2 separate regions of the Homo sapiens genome follow, and region 2 is linked to region 1. The links are chromatin contacts, found by Hi-C or POLR2A ChIA-PET in ENCODE. All regions are on one chromosome and are shown on one strand. The core of a region is the stretch at or near the end of the contact, and the rest is flanking DNA. Distances in the headings are between cores, read along the strand shown.

What was found. A loop is a pair of places that touch in the nucleus more often than their neighbours do. ChIA-PET counts read pairs that join two places held with the same protein, here RNA polymerase II (POLR2A). Pooled maps may share reads with other maps.
Region 2: a map of prostate gland shows a loop between it and region 1 (5-fold over the local background). The contact joins the promoter of GALNT11 here to the promoter of KMT2C in region 1. A Hi-C loop is called at or near these places in 3 of 168 maps with a recorded cell type or tissue (CD8-positive, alpha-beta T cell, naive thymus-derived CD4-positive, alpha-beta T cell and prostate gland) and 16 of 50 pooled maps. POLR2A ChIA-PET finds 5 or more read pairs at or near these places in 1 of 52 experiments (BJ).

What each region holds. Positions count from the first base shown.
Region 1 is chr7:152,434,419-152,437,653 of GRCh38, reverse strand. It overlaps KMT2C (lysine methyltransferase 2C), which reads left to right and starts at 1,651. Exons shown (of 59, transcript NM_170606.3): 1 at 1,651-2,028. The coding sequence starts at 1,868. It also overlaps the pseudogene FABP5P3. RefSeq lists silencers at 635-974, 1,015-1,304, 1,395-1,444, 1,825-1,884 and enhancers at 2,365-2,594, 2,635-2,684, 3,155-3,224.
Region 2 is chr7:152,024,245-152,027,853 of GRCh38, reverse strand. It overlaps GALNT11 (polypeptide N-acetylgalactosaminyltransferase 11), which reads right to left and starts at 2,180. Exons shown (of 12, transcript NM_022087.4): 1 at 1,970-2,180. RefSeq lists silencers at 1,646-2,345, 3,196-3,490.

The DNA.
Region 1 (3,235 bases), core at 402-2,901:
CCAAGTAGAAGACACAGTTTAAAGTTAACATCCTAGCTACTAGAAGGGAAAGCAAACATCGCTGGAAAAGGAGCCTATTTTTTTTTACCTTACACTAAAACTACACTGCGAAGATCAAAAGAAATCAACATGAGAGTGTGCCTCTTAACGCTAGGCCCAAAGTAGATGCTTATTAAATGATAGTTTACCCCAATCCTTCACAAATGGTTGATAGGTCTTACTATTTCCCCCCATTCAAATCTAGAATTTTTTCACTCTCATAAACTAATCGATAGTGAATGGAAAGCACAGAATAGATCATCGTCCAAGTGTTAGGTATTAGCCTGAGAAATCCAGAATCCCATATTTGTAACTGTCCTTCTTGAGAAAGTGCATTTTTCAGGCGGATTCTAGCCCCATTTTTCTTTTTACCATTTTTACATATTATGAGAGGTGGCTTAGAAGTACTTCGATTTTTGCCTCTTCATCACAACACACTGAACGTTAAAATCAAGTGGTTGGGTTTTTATTGGCTTATTTTGTCTCTAACCGTTTTATTTCTCGAGCTGTCATCGTTCTTTTCGTCTTACATCCTTATGAACCTTTTCTGGATTAAAAAAAATGACGTTATAATAAGGAAACTAACTGGCGTTGGATTCGAACGAAGTTGACTCCATTCCTTTTCCTCCCCGTAGTGTGGGCGCTACGAGGAAAGACCTCGGCGAGAACCAGCGAAGCCCGGGCTGCCCTCGCCGTGCGGGCGCACATTTGCTCCTCGCGCCGGGCTGCGCCGGGCGACCGCGGCCGCCTCGGCGTGTGTCCGCGGCTCCCTCCCGCCCTCGCCCGCAGTTCCCCGATCCCGATCCCGGATCTCTGGGTCCACAGCTTGGCTACCTCCCGAGCCGGAGCCGGAGCCGGAGCCGGAGTCGCGGCTGGGCCCGGCCGCCGCGTCACAGGGGGAGGGAACCCGGGGGGGAGGGGGAGGGGCGGTGAGGTCAGCGGCGGCGGCGCGTCCGCGGGCGGCGGGAGCGGCGCATGCGCGGAGCGAGGCCCGTGAGTGGCAGCGGCGGCGCGCGGGGGGCGGGCGAGGGGCCGAGTGTGGGGGAGCGGGCGGGGGCCGTCGAGGCGGCGGTGTGTGGGCGCGACGGCTGCGAGTTGGAGAGGTCTGTGGTGCGGGTCGCCCCGGGGGATCCCCGGCGCGGGCCTCGCGCGACGGCCACGGTCGCGCGGCGTGTGTGTGGGGTCCAAGCACACCCGCAAAACTTCCTCCTCCCCTGCTCCGGGAGAGCGAGCGAGCGTGTGTGAGAGAGCGAGTGTGAGGAGCGAGCCGCGGCCCGGCGCCCAGCGCCGCCACTGGAGCAGCTGTCAAAACTTCGCCGCCGCCGCCGCCCGGGCCTGACGGGCCTGACGCGCGGGGGAGGGGCGGCCGGCCGGGGGCGCGACCCCCTCGCCGCCCCCGCCGGGCCCCGCGGCCGGCCCTCCCCGCGCCGGGCCCCTTTCTCCTCCTGCCGCGGGCGGCTCGGGGGAGGGGCCGCGGGCGGAGACCCCGGGGGCCGGCGCCCCTCACGCCGCCCGCCCGCCCGGCTGCCCCGCCCGCCCGCACCCGCCGGCCCCGCCCGCCCCGCACCGCCCGCCCCGCCCGCCGCCCCCCGCCCGGCCCCTGCGCGCGGAGGTGCGCGCGCCCGCGCCGATGTGTGTGAGTGCGTGTCCTGCTCGCTCCATGTTGCCGCCTCTCCCGGTACCTGCTGCTGCTCCCGGGGCTGCGGGAAATGCGAGAGGCTGAGCCGGGGAGGAGGAACCCGAGCAGCAGCGGCGGCGGCGGCGGCCGCGGCGGCGGGAGCCCCCCAGGAGGAGGACCGGGATCCATGTGTCTTTCCTGGTGACTAGGATGTCGTCGGAGGAGGACAAGAGCGTGGAGCAGCCGCAGCCGCCGCCACCACCCCCCGAGGAGCCTGGAGCCCCGGCCCCGAGCCCCGCAGCCGCAGACAAAAGACCTCGGGGCCGGCCTCGCAAAGATGGCGCTTCCCCTTTCCAGAGAGCCAGAAAGAAGTAAGTTGAGTGCGAGGGAGCCAGGCCGGGAGCCAGCGGCGGCGCCGGGCCGGAGCTGTCACCGGGCGCCCGCCCCGCGGCCTCCGCGCCCCGGCGCCCCCCGGCGGGGTGGGGGCGGGGCGGGCCCGCGGGCGGTGGCGGCTCCCGGCCCCGGCCCCGCGCCCCTCGGTAGCCGCCCGCGCCCGGCCTCCCCCGCTCCGCGCCGCCCGCCCGGGCTCCCGCCGGCGCCCGGCTCCGCACACTTTACTTTTCAGTCGGGCCTTTTCACTGGGTCTTCTCCGCGACTCTTCTTTTGGAGAAATTTCTCGTAGCCGCGTCTTGGCCTAGCTGGATCATTGAGAAAACAAGCCCGGAGCGCGCCCAGGTAGTCCCCGGACGGACTCCGGGCGAACCGCCGAGCCGTCGGCGCTCGGGAAACTCTCGGAGCTGTCAAAACGCCCGGGCCAGGTGGTCTCGGGGCGCGGGCTGGGGGCGAGAAGAAAGCGGCCGGGCGAGTGCAGCTTTTGTTTGTCAGCGACTTGCTCCTGGAACTTTTCCTGGTCCCAAACCTGTGTTTTCTTCTTTTGATGATATATTAGGAAGCCATTTGACTTCTTCCTCCCCCCTCCCCCAACACCCAGCACCGCACTCCCGGGCTCCGAAAGCACAAGTCCTGTGGGATCCCCCAGCTTCGGGGAACGGCCTGCCTAAGTTTTGGAGACGTAGCCAGCGTCCCCTCGTAAGGCAGAATACCAAGAGCACTTATTCGGAGAGAGTGCAGATGTAAATGTCGCTTCCCTCGTAAGTCTTAGCTGTAAGGGGCTTGGGAATAGGGTCGCCTGCCTTTGAGCGTACAGTAGGGCTGGACCCCAGCTTATTAGAGGACCAGAAATGTCTTCTTACAGAACGGTTATTTGACGGCTTTGCTTGTAAATTAAGACACCGTTTTAGTGCCAGCGAACTGCTCGGCTTCTGTGGCTCTCGCGTGTGCCGTGGAAGAACTGTGAATGTCTCTCGAAGTTGTAGAATGGCGTGTGTGCTTACTCATTTCGTGAGATGATATTCTCATTGAACTGTCGGGAGTGGAAGGGTGCGCTGGGACGTGAAGGAAGCCAGCACGTTTATGGATAGGCTGTTTCTTTGGTTCGGGTGCATTCACTTAGTAATAGTATTGTTGTTTGGTGATTTGTAGTAAAAATAGTAGCGTGAACTGAGGCATAGCAGAGCT
Region 2 (3,609 bases), core at 931-3,430, 410 kb after region 1:
ACTGCAAAGGTCTGCGGCTTCATCCCTGAAGTCAGCAAGACCACGAACCCACCAGAAGGAAGAAACTCTGGACACATCTGAACATCAGAAGGAACAAACTCTCGACATACCATCTTTAAGAACTGTAACACTCACCGCGACAGTCCGTGGCTTCATTCTTGAAGTCAGCGAGACCAAGAATCCACTGGAAGGAACCAATTCCGGACACATTTACGCAGCAGCCACGTCAGACTGGGACACTTCCTGCTTACAGAGGACTATAAAACCCCTTCCTCACTTGGGGCTGATGCTATTATAAAACCCATTCCTCACTTGGGGCTGATGCCATTTAGGCATAAACCCGTCTGCACCCAGGCGCTTATTAAAACAGCATGTTGCTCCACACCGCCTCATGTCGTGGGGGTTGTTGGTGCGTCATCGGGGTTCAAACCAATACAAGAGCCTTGCAGGTTGTTTGTAGCACTAACAAAGGATAAATGCTTGAGAAGATGGATACCCTGCTTATCCTGATGTGATTATGCATTCTATGCCATATCAAATATCTCATGTACCTATAAATACATATGCCTACTATGTACCCACAAAAATTAAAAATAAATTTTTTTGAGATGGAGTCTCGCTCTGTCACCCAGGATGGAGTGCAGTGGCGTGATCTCGGCTCACTGCAAGCTCTGCCTCCTCGATTCACGCCATTCTCCTGCCTCAGCCTCCCAAGTAGCTGGGATTACAGGCGCCTGCCACCACGCCCGGCTTATTTTTTGTATTTTTAGTAGAGACGGGATTTCACCGTGTTAGCCAGGATGGTCTTGATCTCCTGACCTCGTGATCCGCTCGCCTTGGCCTTCCAAAGTGCTGGGATTACAGGCGTGAGCCACCGCACCCGGCTAATAAAAAAATTTTTAAAGAGATTTATTCTGAGCGAAATGAGTGTCTATGGCCCATGACACTGCCCTCAAGAGATCCTGAGAGCATGTACCCAAGGTGGTGGGGGCACAGCCTAGTTTTATACATTGTAGGGGAACATGAGTCTTCAATCAAATACAGGTATAGACTAGTTCGGGCAGGAAAGGTGGGACAACTCAAAGTGGCGGCTTCCAGGTCATGGGTAAGATGAGAGACAAACGGCTACATTCTTTTGAGCCTCTGCTCTGCCTTTTACTGAACACACAATTTACGCCATGGGGCAGGCAGAGGAATAGCCACTTGTGCCTTAGTCTGGCTCAGTGAATCTGCATTTTTACATAAATACAGGGCAGAGGAAGCCGTCAGACATGCATCTGTCTCAGGTGAGCAGAAGGATGACTTGAGTTCTGTCCCTGTTCCTCACCTGCGAAGACAAGCTGTCAATTTACACTGCCAGGGTGCAATTCCACACAACTGTTTCAGGGTAAAGATGTGGAGGTCCACAGCGAATTTCCTCCTGGCCAAAGGGTGAGGGAGCTGTGTGGCTTTTTATCTTTGCAGCTGTCTTAGGAACAAAACTTAGGGGCAGGTTTGCCTGACGCAGCTCCCAGCTTGACTTTGGCTTAGTGATTTGGGGTCCCGAGATTAAATTTCCTTCCACACTATTCTCCCTAGTTTTGTGTATGTGTGAACTATTCTATTTCTGGGCACTTTTAATTTTAAAAAGTGGACAATACTGATCTGGACTTCATTTTAGGAAATGCTGGGGGAGGCTGCAGGATCAGGTGTGCCTCCGTCCTAAATACGCGAAAACGAGGCCAGCGCCCTGGTCCTCGCCCCCACGCCCGCGAACAAGCCTCAGGAGACGCTGGGGGAGGCGCGGGGGCAGCGGCGTCTCCCGGAGACACGAGCCTCGCCCAGGGGGCGTGCGGGAGCCCAGGACCCGCGGGGAGCCAGGCGCTGCCCCGCCGCCGCCCCCAGCCTGCCCAGGCCCCGCGCGCCGCCGCCGCCGCAGCTCTCGAGGTGCTGAGGGACGCCGGGAGGCCGCCGCCTAGAGGGTACTCACCGCCTTGCCCGCAGCCCAGGATCGCCGCCTTCTGGGACTCGGGCTGCGGCATCTTCTCTCCCGCCACAGCCCCAGTCCGACCCGCAGGAGCGGCGCGGGCTGAACTGCCCCGGGGCCCAGCAGCCAGGCGTCGCGCAGGCGCTGGGCGCAGTGGCGGCCGCGCCTCCTCAGGCCCAGGGCCCTCGCCCAGTCCCCGAGCCGCTGCCTCCGCCCAGCGCCGCGCGTCCGCCGGCGCCGCGTGACAGGCGGCCCCGCCCCCGCGCCGCGGTGACGAAACCTCTCGCTGCCCTGACGTCACCGGCCGCCGCGCGCTGAGTCCTCCCTAGCGTTCGCGCAGAGGCGCCGCGCGTGGCCTGGCTCCTGTTGTCTGTCACCCGCGGTCTCAAAAGACCCCATTAATGACAAATGCCCTGCCTGTGGCCCCGGCTACTCCGGAGGCTGAGGCGGGAGCAGCGCTTGAGCCCGGGAGCTCTGCGCTGTATGCGCTGTGCCCATTGCGCGGCGACACGCATCTGTGTTCCGCATCGGTGTGGTGACCTCCCGGGAGCAGGGACCACCAGGTTCCCCAAGGAGTGGGGAACTGGCCCAGCTCGGAAACCGGGCAGGGCAAAACTCCTGTGCTGATCGGTAGCGGGATCGCGCCTGTGAATAGCCACTGCCCTCCAGCCTGGGCAATACAGCGAGACCCCATAAGTGAAAAAAAAAAAAAAAGACAAATGCCCTTAAACATATTAAAAGAAGTTAAACGCCACTTGTGATAGAAGAAAATGTAGATTAAGGTGTAAAGAGAGAAGTGGTGAAAAAAACACTCATACCTTGGTGATAATAGTGCAATGTATACAAATACCATAAAAGGGGAATTGGCAATTTTTAAGAAAAATGGTGTGGGCATTCATCTTTGGCCAATAATGCCAAGTTATATTGAAGAATATCTTAATACTAATCTTCTTTGCATTTCTGAAATAAATCCCACTTGGTTAAGAATATTTTTGAACTTTTTTAAAGAACTCATTGCTTCACAATTAAAGTCTGATGGGGTACACGCGTAGCAATGGAGGAACTTCTACAGCTACTATAAATTAAAGAGCACCACCTGAACCAAAGTAGTGGCCTTCTTGAGCTGAACTGAGCTAACCACATTCCCCAGCCCCTCTTCCACAGATACCCCATGGGGTTGTCAGGGTGTAGGGGATGCCATGTTGTACCACCCAGGTTTCCCCTTAAGGACTGAGGACTCATTTCTCCAGTTGTTGGGTGTGTAGGCCGCTGATGGCCCCCAGCTGAGTCTTGTGGCCACTTCCCTCAGCCAAAGAGAACTGCTGCTGGGTGCCAAGTTGAATGCTTTTGACTCCTTCTACCATGCTTGTGTCTTGATTGGAGATTGACAGATATTTCAGGTACTGGTTTCTCTTGCAAGGGCAGTGCAGACAGCACACAGGTATCTTTGCCCAGTTTCCTTCAATGGTTGCAGCTCATGTAAAATATACATAGTATAATATCAAATAAGCGTCATTGGGGATCAATCCTGCTGGGATCCCCCTCAGAAACTATTCACAGCAGTGGCAGGCAAACTAGGGCAAAGTCTACTAGGTATATTTAAAAGTGTATTACAAGTTTATTTAAATACATAAATATGTTTC